Regions from separate parts of the Homo sapiens genome. Here region 1 is linked to region 2. A link is a contact called in ENCODE Hi-C or POLR2A ChIA-PET data. All regions are on one chromosome and are shown on one strand. Each heading gives the region's core, a stretch centred on a gene start or an enhancer-like site at or near the end of the contact. The rest is flanking DNA. Distances are from core to core; before and after follow the strand shown.

What was found. Hi-C counts contacts between places; a loop is a spot of excess contacts on that map. ChIA-PET counts read pairs that join two places held with the same protein, here RNA polymerase II (POLR2A). Pooled maps may share reads with other maps.
Region 1: a map of heart left ventricle shows a loop between it and region 2 (4-fold over the local background). The contact joins two enhancer-like sites. A Hi-C loop is called at or near these places in 1 of 168 maps with a recorded cell type or tissue (heart left ventricle), 1 of 37 single-sample maps with no recorded cell type and 1 of 50 pooled maps. POLR2A ChIA-PET finds 5 or more read pairs at or near these places in 1 of 52 experiments (PC-3).

The regions. Positions count from the first base shown.
Region 1 is chr3:161,065,099-161,072,385 of GRCh38, reverse strand. PPM1L (protein phosphatase, Mg2+/Mn2+ dependent 1L) reads right to left here. Exons shown (of 4, transcript NM_139245.4): 3 at 6,822-6,983; 4 at 1-3,575. The coding sequence ends at 3,229. Among named protein-coding and RNA genes, the nearest start is that of B3GALNT1, 37 kb to the left of the region's middle. RefSeq lists enhancers at 2,641-2,690, 4,714-4,843. Within about 2 kb of position 2,370, at least 11 of the 41 ENCODE cell types and tissues checked have a DNase peak (open chromatin) inside an H3K27ac peak, as active enhancers do; they include PC-3, where a contact is called at or near this core.
Region 2 is chr3:161,407,455-161,414,665 of GRCh38, reverse strand. LOC107986150 (a long non-coding RNA gene) reads right to left here. Exons shown (of 3, transcript XR_007096152.1): 3 at 1-7,211. Among named protein-coding and RNA genes, the nearest start is that of LINC02067, 15 kb to the left of the region's middle. Within about 2 kb of position 4,650, at least 2 of the 41 ENCODE cell types and tissues checked have a DNase peak (open chromatin) inside an H3K27ac peak, as active enhancers do; they include PC-3, where a contact is called at or near this core.

The DNA of each region.
Region 1 (7,287 bases), core at 1,121-3,620, 340 kb after region 2:
ACAAGATTCAAGAAGCCAATACCTCAGTCCACAGCAAGGAATAAAATGCAGCCACTGGTTACCAGTACTATGTACATATGTACACAGATATGTCACATTAGAACAGCAATTCAGAGTTAATTGCCTTGGGGCAAGTTGGTCATATAAAATAAATAATACAGGTCTTGGGAACAGCTTTGGAGCTTTCTATATGTGTTGTTTATTCCTATGATGAAAGAATTTTAGATACAATTAATTAAAAAAAATTTCCCTAGCTGTCCCTCCCCCAACCTATGTTAAGAGTACAAATTGCCAGTGGAGCAGCAGCAGAGCACTGCATTAATGGAGACCTGGGCCTGGCATCGTGCTGGGGTCTCAGAAGCACATGGCCATTCCTGTCTTCATTTCTAAAAGACTGTAAAACCATCCCAAAATTTGGCACCATGGGGACTATTGGCAATTCGAACTCGAGCTAGCTAGGGAGTCTAGGAAGCCTTGGGTGACAATTCCAAAGCTTTGGCAGTGCTGCTTAGGGAAGCTTCACATGCAAACATCTCAAATCAATTTCCCTAATGGCTAGATTCAGCATTCCCAGGTCCCTGGGGAGCAGCCAGTGTACCATAGGGCACCCCCAGGAGTGATGTCTGCACATCCCCAACAGCTGGAAAAGGGCTAGGGAGAGAGAGCTCCAGAAGGAAGGGAACAAAATACTCTGATTTTAGATATAACTATCCTAACAACTATTAATGAAACTGCTACAGTTTTGCCTAGAACTTCTATCTTTTGAAAATCTACAAGCCATAGTAGGGGGGAAAGAGGCAGTAATGGGAGTAGGATATATACACTCTATTTGGTTAACATCAGAAATGAATTAATTGTACAAAGCAAAATTTAGAAGACGCCTTGTGAACCTCAATTAGAGAGAAAGTTATGTAACTCGTGCACTCAGCACCATCTGTTAAGAAATTCTGCAGGGCACGTAACCACTGATTTACTAATTTAGTAGCTTTTCTTTTTCATCTTTATCAAAACACTGTTGCTTTCATTTTAGACAATAAAAATAACCGGAATTTAAAAATGTCTTTTCCTTGCTATTATACATTTTTGTGCTACGTTAAAAATAAAGAAAGTTGGCTATGGGCTGTAAAGTGCTGACACCATTGGTGCTGATTTCAGTTTGATGGTGGGTGGGGGCAACTCTTAGGAGTCAGAATGTCCTGAATTTCCAAGCAAACTCAGCCGCCTGGCCTGGCCATCTCAGCACTGCTCACAGCCAGCATTTGTTTTCCACATTCCCTTCCCTGTCCCCACCCCAAATATTAATACACACATCCACATATTCAGTGTCTCCCCATAGGCAAATGCTTAAATCTAAAATGGTGGCAGATATTTTTTACTAGAAGATTCTATGGCTAAAAAACAATAACCAAGGTTCTGTAATGCTGGAAAATACAGTATACAAAAGTAAGCAAATCTCATGGGAAATCATTAGCAATTCTCAGTGCAGTCAAAGAAAGTTAAGTGCTTGGAGAAATCAAGACAGATTGCAGCCCTCCACATCTACAAGGCAATTTCTTCACTCTCTCAAATTCTCTCCTGGACACTGCTTTGGGAAAACTCTACAGCAGCAGGAGGGGAGAGGGCAGGGTTCCACGGCGAGGAGGTGGCCGGTGAATGTGGCATATGGGAAGCTATAACCACAAATGCTCACAGGGAAAGAACAAAACCAGGTGGATACAGAGGGCTGGGAGGCAACGGAAGTTTCGTTTGGCTGTTTGAGTCACCTTAGGCAAAGAGAGTGACCCAGCATTTTCTCTAAATAATATAAAATACCAAGGTTGGAAAAATGATAAATTAGCGATACAGGAAATGGAGAGCAGCAAGCCAGGCCCCTAAATAATTCTGGCCCACTTATCAATATGGGTTCACGCTTGAATTCCTGACTTACTGTGTTGCAACTGCCAGGTCCCTTTGCTGCCTCCCCTGCAGGCCTGCAGGCCACGGGGCGGTTTGTATTTGCCTGGGGAAAGCTCCCTGATGTGGATGGAGATTTGCAACCAAATGTTGAAGACTGCTGCCTTTCCATTGTCAAGGAGAAGCTTATCCCAGTAGTTTCCCACCAAATCCCAAGCTGCAGTAGCTGGGAACTCTGCACCTGGCTTCAAGGAACACACATACAGTTATAGGCTGCTGCTTCTCAGAACACTGCCTGACACTTGAAAACCACTTGGAAAGGGGCAAGGAAAAACACAAAAACTGGCAGCTGGAGCTCAATTCAGGGTGGTAACCTCACCAGCTCACTCCTTTCTCAATGCAAACAGCTTACTTGCCAGGGAACACTGTGACTCATTCAGTATCATTTCCTTCATCTACTGTTGAAAATGGAAGGAATCATGGTATTGTGGCTTGCTTTTTTCATTTCCCCTAACGTGGTTTCTTGGTCACGTAAGATGAAAAATCAGGGTATCTGTTGGTGAATTTAACAGCTGCCTATTACATATGGTAAGGACTAAGCAAAAGGTTAACGGTCATGCATGATTAGGATAAATGCACAAAGGCTGGTCAGGTGGTATACAAAGTCTATTTAACTATTAAAGGAAGCAAGGGAAGAGGGTTATCTCTGCTGTGCAGGCAGTTGCCACTGGTCTCTCATTCTCTCTGCTTCTCGCAGTCCCCAAGAGCAGCCAAAATAGTAAACCATTCCAAATCTGCTTCCAAGCTGCTACTGAGCAGAAAACATGGGCTCAGAAGGACAAAGCATTCTCAGGACAGCTCTGTCTCTTGGCAGAGGGTGTTGCCACATCAGCCCCTGACCACTCACAGGTGACGCAGTGGCCTGTCTCCTGCAGCACTGGGTGGTCTGTCCTGTCCACTGTTACAAAGAGAGGACACAACAGCTGATGCCTGGAGGACCCTGAACAGGATCTTGAAAAGAATCTTCAGGGAGACTAAATGACACATATGCTATTCACTTCATATATGTGACTCTACAGCTATTTACTTATATATTTTGGACACTGGATGAAAGAGTTGGGAAAACATGAAGAAACCATTTTCCAGTTTCTTAACTACATTGGCCAAGGGCACCCTCTGTTCGTCACTGATTATAGACCTAAGACCACCAGGGAGGGGGGATTCCATGTCTGGGGTGGATGATCCTAATTACAACTCCCACACTTTTCACTAAATTAAAAGAGACCAGTGTGTTGAAAGTCCTTTAGTCTAAGGCAGCTGAGACCCCTGAAGGGTTCACTGCTCTTCTGTTTTGCTGCTATTTCTGAACTTCACCACCATGACTGTTATATTGTCAGGGCAGCCTCTGTAAAATGACTGTAAAACTATGCTCTTGGCCCCAAAGTGAGGTTCATCCAAGCGCTCCTTGATGAATCGAACTGCTTCTTCATTGCTGAAAGCATCCCAGAGACCATCTGATGCCAAGATCATGAACTCAGGCTGAAGCTTGTCCAGGTCAAAGGTCAGGATGTCTGGGTCTGGGATGACCACGTTGAGATTTTTCAGCGGATAATCCCCCAGGGACCGAGACATGGCCAGGATTCCCTGGACCCTCCAGGAGCCATTGAAACTGATGAAACCACCTAGAAAGACAGGATGAGCCCATTAGTTTGACCAGCTGATATCTCACTTACCTGGGATAGTCTAGGTACGTGCGCAACAGGGTGACCTACTTCATGTGAACTGGGCTGTGGGCACTCCCCTTAACCCCATCACTCCTGGGACCCACTGCATGGCCTGGGGTTTTATACTCTACCAGTTGATCCTCATACCCTCATCCTGGCATCTTGAAGGATTTCAATAATATATCAATAAGAGTACTGAAGGTGGCGGATACATATGGGGGAGGGCATTGGTTTTTAACTTAACACCGTGGTGGCTCAGTGATTGACAGTAGAGAGCATGAGGGTAGGGATTTGAGGAGAGTGGCAAAGGAATGCTGAAAGGCAGGTGAACAGGCACCGTATATATCATTTGGCCTGAGGCCACTCATAAGTGTGCCTATATAGGTCTCAAAACAGCTCTGTCCCCCCAAATAGGATCAAGATTAAGAAAAAGCACACACTAGTATAGTCATTAAAGGCTCAGGTCAGACTACTTGAATGTGATTCCTGGCTCTGTCTCTTCTAACCATGTCTCACTTTGGATGAGAAACTCTTTCTCTGATCCTCAGTCTCCCTGGCTACAAAATAGAGACAGTATCTATTTTATTGGGTTGTTGAGAAATGAAGGTCTTATTCCACATAAGTCATTTGGCACAGTCCCTGAACATAATATGCACTTAACAATTGTATCTATTATTTTTTTCTTCATCCACATATTTGTCAGATATTTACTAAATACCTACTCCATGGAAGGCAATGTGCAGGATATGAAGTTATACAAGATCCAGACCTTTCTTTAAAAAAGTAGACAGCCTGGCAGGAGAATTAAGCCACAAAAAGTATTAAATACAATAAGCACAAAGTGGTATTCTTCAGGGCGAGACCAGTGTCTGCTAAATGCTGTAGGCAGATGGAGAAGGGAGGGATGATTTCCAGTTCTGATCATGAGGGTAGAATGAACATTAAAGGTGGGCTTTGAGCGATGGGTGAAACATCTATGGGCAGGATATGTAGGAGGACATTCCAGGAAGCATGGTCTAGTAGGCAAGAGCATAAAACCCAGTCCTGGGTTTCAGCTGTGGTCTCACCATTCACTAGCTGTGTGTGCTTGGGCACATAAGCCTCTGTGAAGTTCCAGTTTGTTGGCTACAAAATGAGAATAATATTATCAACCTCTTAAGACAGGCAAAGAGAAAGTGTATGTGTAAAGTGCTAGGCTTTGCTGCCAGCACAGGATAAGCACACAATAAATGACAGCTAATGTTGTTGTTGGAAACAGTATAAGGAGTGGCGACAGAAAGACATGTATTTGGCCCAGACTGGCTGGACCTTACTGTCATGCTAAGCAGGAGGGGGAAAGATGTCCTGAAAAGAGGCTGAGGCCAGAGAAAACACACATGAAGATGGTAAAACCAATCACTGTTTCTTAAGCCTTGTGTAAAATATGCAATTGATCAAATTATGTAAAAGAACAGAGAGGTTAGATTAACCTCCTTGGAGACGGTGTGCAAATTTGCTTCTACAAAGAATCAACATAGGGTGCAGGCGTGGGTAGTGGGTATGACAGGGAAGAAGAGGAAGCATAAAATGGCCATGATATTTCAAAAGAGAGCACTGAATGGTAAGATGACATTTGCAGGTGTATTGTGTACACATCCTTGCCTGATGCTGATGCAAGACTGAGCTAACTGTGTCTTAATTTCACAGCAGACTCCTACAGGCAGATGGTGTTTTACAAGTAGGAAGCCAGAGAACTTTGCTCCTACTGCCTGGAGGTCATCAAAGCTTGATAGATGCTCCTAAAATATCATTCGTTTCATCCCATCAACAGAAAACCTGACCAATGCTTTCATTAAAAACTATTTTGCAACTCAAGCAGTCACTGAAGCAGGAGATTGTAATAAAATTCAACACATTTTGACTTAACAGTATGGTTCCCTACTGTGAAAACTAAAATGTTGATTAGGTTCATTCAGTTCATTCACTGGGCAGAAGCTGACCTGTAGAGATCGAGAGTCAATGTGCAGATTAACCCAGACAGCAAGGGCCCATCCTGGTCAGATACTAGGGTACATGAGCACCCCGCTTGCTCCCCTCTGACAGCTGGCCTGCTGCCTGGCACATCATGAAGAGCATACATCCTGCAGCTCTCAGTCTGAAAAGTTACAGAATTCTTCCCTTACATAGGTATAAAGGTATTCTCTGAAATCGAATTATGAAAATGTAATAATCAACTGATAATTATCCTCCGAGTCTTTGTCCAAACATCACTCTAGCAAGGCCCACACAGGCCACACTACTTAAAACTGCAACTCCCTGACACTCCCCTTACCTGCTTCATGTCTTTCCATAGCAGTTATCAACTTCTAATATACTATATGAATGACTTACTTTTACTATTTTTTTTTGTTAATGTCTATTTACTCCATTCCTCACCCCCATGCCAATTTCAGAATGTAAGTTTCATGAAAGCTTGAGAATGGGGTTTTGTTTTATCCCCAGCTCCTAAAATATTGAATAAACCAATGAATGAATGAATAAGGGACCCCTCTACCCCCAACCTTGCTCTGAAATATTTACTTATACCAGGCACTAAGCCAAATGCTCAAGGCATAGAGATGAACAAAACCAAGTTCCTGTCTTCAAAGAGGTGACAGGAAGGCAAGGCAAATAGGAGAGCCAGGTATGTCCATGTATTGTAAAAGGTGACCCAAGACGTCCACATAGGATGCTGGGGAAAGGCAGAGGGGCATCCACCCCAGAATGGGAAGGCCCTTGCCACAGTGTGACATGGAAAGCTTCCAAAAGAACACCTTAAACTGAGTTTTATGGGACAAGTAATTGTGACCCAGAACAGCACTTGCAAAGGCACAGAGGTATCAGAAACAAGGTCTTTTTAGGAATGATTAGTAGTTAGTTGTGGCTCCGAGGGAAGCAGCATATAGCAACAGGCTAGAGAAAAGTGAGAACCCGGGGCCCAAAGATCTTATTAGCCTTTAAACTGGAAATGGGCTTTTTAGTTCTTTTGGAATCTTTGGCTATGAAGGAAGACAGATTTAGTGGCCATTTATTTGATAGGTAATGTTACAAAGTCAATCTCAGTTACCTCAGTAGCAGCCTCTCTAATACTGCATAACTGGACATTTTATCCAGGAGCTCTCCAAGCAAGCCGCCTTGTTCACCAGCAAGACAGCAGACATTTCTTGGAGGTGTTCACAAGCTCACCTGCTCTCTTTATCCTCTTTCTTTCCTTCAACTGGTAAGGCTTGTGATCATGAGACAAAGGAATAGCGTTCCCATCTTTGTCACACAGGACCCCGCGCGAGTCACCCACGTTGGCCACAGTGAGGTCTTTATCTGATAGCAGAGCAATCAAACACGTTGTGCCTGAAAAATAGAAGAGAGAGAGAACGCGGGAGGTCAGCAGTGCATTCAGGTTCCATTGCTTCTTGTGGTAACTGGATTCTTCAGTCATTAAAATTGCTTCTGCTGGGTGAGAATTTGACTCCAGCCACTCTGAGAATGATGGCTGTTCACTTCGACAACAATGATCAAATCTGACAGTCAATTTTCTTAACCATGTTAGAGTGTCACTAAAATAGGCTAGGATAACATTATAATTTTCCTAAATCACTTTGTCTCTGCTACTCTTAAACACATATCACATTTAAAAGGATTAGGAGAGAAACAA
Region 2 (7,211 bases), core at 3,401-5,900:
CTACAGTACATTGCATGGCATACAGACTAAATTTTATTTTTAATCAGTTCTATTATTATACCTAGGTTCAGCAGAAATTTTGCTAATAAATCAATATGGTAGATTTCCAGGGTTTTAGATTGCCTATTCAAAATCTAAAGCTGTGTTGACAAAAGGTATATCAAAGAGACTGATTGCACAGGCTTCTGATCAAATTAGTATTGGATGAGCTTTATTGCCTTCCTTTTTAATATCTTACTACTGAAGGGAAGGTAGAATTTAATTGCGTTATTATGTTTAAGAAAGTATGACTGTCCTCCCAGATTCTACCCACTAGGACAATTTCCTTTAATTAATGAGAAGTGTCTGCCCTTTTTTTTTTTTTTTTTTGGTATCACGAGTAACTCAAAATTAAGGACCTAGAAAAGCACTGCATACATGTGAGATAAAGATAAATGATGAAGCAGAGTAACTAGAAGAGAAAGGAAGGAAGAGAGAAAAAAAGAAAGGAAGGAAAGAAGGACAAAGTAGCAAAAAAAAAAAAAAAAAAATAGAAGAAACTTCAATGCAAATTTAAAAACACAAAACAAAACCGAGAAAAAGTGAGGTTTTTTTTTAATTTAAAGATGTTGCCTAAGTAGGGCCAGAACTGTCTCTTCTTGACTTGGCCATGCTGAAGCACTTGTCTCACTGCCTTGCCCTTGTAGTTCTCATAGAAGGTTACCAGTGCTTCTCAATATTAAAGACACATATAAGTCACCTGGGGATCTTGTTAAAATGCAGATTCTGATCCAGTATCCCAAGTGGGGACTGAGAGTCTGTTATTTCTCAGGAACTCCCAAGTGATGCTGGTGTCTGGAGACCACATGCATCAGTAAGGCGTTAGCCAGCACACTAAGCAAGGAACTGGTTTTCTTGTCTTGAAATATATAATGAGGTTTCTCAACCCTGACACAACTGACATTTTGGATTGGATTATTCTTTGTTGTGGCTGCTGCCCTGTGCATTGTAGCATGTTTAGCAGCATATCTGTCTCTTACCCACTAGATGCCAGTAGCAAACCTCCCCCAATTATGACAATCACAAATGTCTCCAGATACTGCTAAATTCCTCCTGGGAGACAAAAATTACCCTGCTGAGAACTACAGAAATAGAATATATGTTGTGGATATTTTAGGGGAAAAGGCTGTTAGATAAAATGCATGCATCTTTGTAAAAGCAGCCTTAGGTCTTACAGCTCCTGACATCAGTTCTGTGCCAGCCCTGACCCTTACCCAACCTTGGCCTCCCTTTAGAAATCACTGTTGGGAGAACAGCAGTGGAAGCAAGCCCTGATGCCAACACCTCAGAGGAAAGCATTACAACTGGGCTACCGCAGCCTGGCCTCCCTCCAGGAAAGTCTGACATCCAAGAACCACCTCCTCCATTTGCTGCAGAGCTGGCAAGATCTGAGAATATTCCCAGCATCTAGAAAGAATGAAATTCTTTGTATCTATTCTTAACCTTTGGATACATGATAAACTAGTAGAAATTTTGACTATTTTTAACAATGTTAAATCAGACACACAAAAAAGTGTAGTTTTAATATCACCTACATGATGTAGCTCAGAGATTCATTCCTTCCTTACACTTAAGAAAGCAAATAGCAAATATTTTTCAGAATAGTTCAAAAATACAGAAGTTAGCATAGCTTTTAGGGTAAACTTTAGGTTCATCTTCCTGTCAAAAAGGCCAGTGAGGATACAACTTCTTTAGGCATCAAATTCCCAGTTTCTGAAGGACAGAGAGCAGTTCTGAAGTTTGAGTTGAATCACCTTCAATGATTTCTCCTCGAAACCTCATCTTCTAACTGTAACTCTTTTCTAAGCTCACAGTTTTGGAGACCTCTTTTGATTTGCTCCTCTGAGTTCAAAGGATTTGGGGTCTAAGATAGGAAACGTGTGTTCTGATTAGACTCTCCCTGGAGCAACATGTCCCCTTTGGCTTAATCATACTGTGTAATCAGCTGTAGGGGAAGCTCGTTGTTTGACTTCACCTCTCTGGACCTATAAAATTCATCAGTGGTCTTCAGACTTTTATTTTTAATAAGTGATTTTTTTTTCAAACCAAATTTTCTGGAGACCATAAAAAAGATATAAAAGTTGGGGGGTGCAGTTAAATAATCTCTTTCATTACTTCAATATTTTCATTTTCTTTTTCTTCTCAACTCTCAAGTTACTTAACTTCTGTTTCAAAGTGTTTTTCTTTATTTGTTGTATTGCTCAATTATATTTAATAAATTCAAGTGACTAATAGGCTCTGCTAAATTCCATACAGTGTGGAAAACAGAAGAATAAGATAGTATCTCTGACCTCAAGGAATTTAACGATCTATTTAGTTAAGGTGGGACTAGTACAAATAAAACAACTAGTGAACAGTGCAAACAATTCTAAGACTCCCTGACTCTCAAACTGTGCCCAGCACATAGAAGACTCCCAACTAATATTTGTGGAATGAGTGAATGAACTACTCACTTTTTACATGAAAGTTGGCCCTGTGAAGGGTTAGATTGGTCAGAGAAGACCTCATGGTAAGAACCGCAGAACTTTCAGCATGTAACAACTCCATCCAAACCTCTGTACTAAAGAGAAATGCACCAAACTCTAGCCTGGCTTCTAGCAGCAGAAGGCGATGTCCGTAGGATGGCCCCAGCCCTGTATTAACATGTCTGCCTGAGAAAGCCTAGAGCTGCCAGGAGAATTTTCTGTTCGTCCCAGACCTCTATTGGGGCTCAAAAACCAATACCCCAAAATATGATGCTTTGACATGCTGAACCAAGGAAGCAGCCTCAATGTCTCTCTGACCTCCCCTCACTACTGTCTCTCAATCCTCTGGCTCTCCCAAAGCACAGAATGAAGTTGTTCTCTGAAGTTCCCATATCTGCCTAAATGCCAGACCCACCAAAGAAGAAAACAATTTCCTCTTGCCTCTGGTTATTTCCCTGAGTTTTTATTAACTTAACTCATATTGCAGGAAAGAAGACTGAAGTATGTCAACACACCTGGACAGACTTTTCTCACAAACCATTGTCTGCTCTGCAGGCCCAACAGACTTTGTTCCAGGCCATTGTATGTTCTTCAAGCCCAGTGAATTCCCCTGAAAATCATTTACTATCCCCCTAAAATCATCACACTTCCCCATCTCTCTTTCCCCTAAGTAAAGGAAGAAGGGGTATATAACCATTTTTGCCCCATTGCGTGGTGGGGTAGTCACTCTGATTCTCCCCCAGGGACATTAATAAATCTATATACCACTTCTATTAGTAGTAGTAGTAGTATTTCTGAGAGAGGGGCTCACTCTGCCACCCAGACTGGAGTGCAGTGTTATGATCTCGGCTCACTGCAGCCTCCACCTCTCCAGATCAAATGATCCTCCCACCACAGCCTCTCAAGTAGCTGGGACTACAGGTATGTACAACCAAGCCTAGATAATTTTTAAATTTTTGTAGAGATGGGATCTCACTGTATTGCCCAGACTGGTCTTGAACTTCTGGGCTCAAGCAATCCTCCTGCCTTGGCCTCCCAAAGTGTTGATATTGCAGGTGTAAACCACTACGCCTGGTCTATGGATGTTATTTCTCTTATTAAATCTGCCTTTTGTCAACTGACTTTCAGTGAACCTTCAGAGGACAAAGGAGAAGTTTTCCCTTGGCCCCTATACCTCCTCTTATTAAAGCATTTACTGTAAAGGCCTTACAATCATGAATCCTTCCTCTGTCCCTTTGAGATGTATATATATCTCCTGCAATTTAGGATTGTCTTTCTCAAAGATCTGAAGACCATTCTTAGAAATGTACTTGTCAGGATAGAATCCTAATTTGGGGCCATCATTGCTGGCTAGCAGACACAGCTGGCCTAGTCACATTTACACTGACCAACCCTTGGTAACTTTTTATTTGAACCCCAGTTCTCTCTCCCTCCCACTCTCTCCCTCTGAGGTGATGGATGTGTTTTATGTGATGATGACATCATGGGTGTATTTATATGTCTGGATTCATCAAGATACATACATTAGATGGGTACAATTTTTTTGTGTATCAGTTGTACCTCGATAGAGCTAAAACTAGAGAGAGAACTGATAAAACAATGTATATTACAAGTTTTTATAGCTAATTTTCAGACATAAACAATAAAGTCTTATTGGAATAATAAAAATTAAAATAAAAGACACCGCCACCTCTGCACAAACTGGAATGGAGCGCAGCTCTTTCCCTGACTGTCAGTAGTTACTGAATAAAATGTTTTCATCACTTTAATGTCAGTGGTGTTTATCTTGGACAAGTGTGAAGTTGAGACCCTGGGACAAAGGGAGGAATTTCCCTGCCAGCAATCCCTTCTTCGTGCCTCCTTCCAGTCTATCTCTTAGGCTTTGACGGGTCCCACTTTCCAGCCTCCCTACATCCACTTTCACTGCACACTACCCACTTCCATTTTTCTGTTGAGACTTTCTCCGATTAGTTGCCCCATCCAGGGTGGGTGGGTTCCCAAAGGCGGAATGCTTCCACACCCCTGGATAGGTTCTGCTGTCTGGCATATACCCTATTGCATCTGACTCCCCAAAAGACTCAGAAACTGTGGCCGAAACCAGCAGGCCCTGCCAGCAAATTAGTAACTTCCTGCTCCTCCCAGGTGCTGTGGAAAGGAGGGAAAGACTTTCTCAGGAGGGCAGAGATGGAATCATTGCTCATGGTGCCTCCTTCTTCCTCTGCTTATTTTGCATCCAGAGGATCAGAGATGTAAGAACTTGAGAGGATCTCAGAGCTCCTTTAGTACAATCTCCTCATGTGATAATTGAGGAGGTAAGATCCAGGGGTTACTACTGCTACAACCACCGCTACTGCTTTCACTTTTGCATGCATACTCTACCAGGAATTGTTTCAAATGCTTCACAAATGGCGCCATTCTTCCCATTTTACAGAGGAAGATGCTGAGACCCAGAAACTGAGTCTACCGGAGGTGATGTAGCTAAGTAGCAGAGGTGAAATTCAAACCCATTGAACAAAAAAAACCAAATCCCCAAACGTCTCACAAGCGTGAAACTTAAAATGATCCACAATTTTTAGTAAAATATTAAGAACACCGTCCTATTTCGTTAGATACATTACTTTTTAATGTGCAAAATGGTCAGCCCTGAGGGTATGGGAAAAGGGGCTGTGAGTATAGTTAGAAATTAGTACAAAAAAGTTTTCTGTAGACTTCCTCATAATCACATTTTCCTTCAATTTGGCTGAATTTCAGTAACAGTTGATTTAATATATGAAAATGGTAAGGTAATATGTTATCATCCTGAGAAAGGCTGATGCTGTAAATCCTGTTGTGACAAAAGGCTGTTGTGACAAAAGGCTCATGCTGTAAATCCTGTGTGTCAAATAAGTCACACTTCAGTGAAAGACTAATTCAGCAAAGAATTTTGCAAATATCGCAAGTTCCATAAGGGGGCAACATGGGGCCGTTACATAGGGAAGACATCTCTTCAAAAAACTGTAATTCCTCTCTTTAACCTCCAAATTTTCCAGAGATCGAGTTGTTCACTCCAAAAATAATATTCCAGGAATTGACTTTAAGAATATTGCCCAGAATTTCAAGCTCTGTGAAACTTTTCATGACAATCATAGCTAAATAGCAAAATAATCGAGAAATGTAATAACTGAAGTTTGACCTTGGGCAAGTCTTTTGGCCCCTTTGGGTCTCCACATTCACATTTGTAAAATGACACTAACCCCACTCACATCTGTAAAACAGCATTAATCCCACCTGCACCATTTACCACAGAGGGAAGGTGCTAATTCCCAGTGTAATGCTATGTCTGCAGATGTAAGATTTTTTTGTTTTGTTTTGTTTTGTTTTGTTTTGTTTTGTTTTGAGACAGGGTCTCAGTCTGTTGCCCAGGCTGGAGTGCAGTGGCAAGATCTCGGCTCACTACAACCTCTACTTCCCAGGCTCAAGCGATCCTCCCACCTCAGCCCCCCAAGTAGCTGGGATTACAGGTGCACACCACTCATGCCCGGCTAATTTTTATATTTTTTGTACAGACTTGGTTTCACCATGTTGGCCAGGCTGGTCTCGAACTCCTGACCTCAAATGATCCACCCACTTTGGCCTCCCAAAGTGCTGGGATTACAGGCATGAGCCACCGTGCCTGGTCTGCACATGTAAGATTTTAAGATTTTATTAAACATACAATTAATTCAAATAGATTGTTGGGTTACCTGTTTGGATCCACATCCTAAAGATAACATATGCTTAGAAGCATAAAGCAGGAGGTAACCAACAGCCTGCAGCTTGAGTCCCTAAGACCCATATGTACAAGAAAATCAAAGTCTCAGGTAAAACCCTTACTCAACTGCAGCTTCCCCCAGCAGGGATTAGGGACCACATGTTGGAATGCACGATGTTTTGAAACATTGCTCAGAACCAGTGGGGCCTGGGTGGGCAAGCTCTTTCAGTGTTGGATTTTCCTGCGGGTCTCCAGAAACTGATAGCCTGTATACATACCTAGCGCCAATAACCATAGATACATTATAGATTAAAATTATGTACCTAAAACTTGCCTCATGATGCAGTTAACTTTTCCAAGATGATTTTATCAGCTTTTATGAAAATCATGTTGTGCCATGTTAAGTTACTTAATAATGTGCCTGCTCTTCACTTTAAAGGTAGAAACTTTCGGTGCTGTTAAATCGTAGCACTTCTTGACAACACCTGTTGATGTAAATGATTCAACCGTGAGTCCCTTGCTTTGTAAATCATATTCTAGAACAACTAGCTTCTTACATTGCCTTCAAGTTTATGATTTTATGCAAGTATACTTGTATAAAACTCTTTTAGAATTTAGAATTCTATGTACATTTTCTCCTCACTTGTTTATCTTCAGAACTAATTCTGAAAGCATTTTGAAATTCCATCATTCAAGGTTCTTTGCCCTCTATGAAGGTAGTTTTTTTTTTAACCAGTCTCAAAATAAAAGATACTGAAAATGAAATGAATCAAACAACTTGGAGATTCCTAGCAAATCCCCGGGGTCTAGTGACCCCGAGCAAGGGTCACTAGAGAAATTGTAGGGGCAAAAACAGGGATTTAGCCTAAACCATAAGAATGATTAAAAAAAAATCTCTTTAGCATTTTATAAAGGTGTTATACATTCTAGAGAAAAGGATGAGAATCCATTCCATTCTAAAAATTCATCAGTTATCA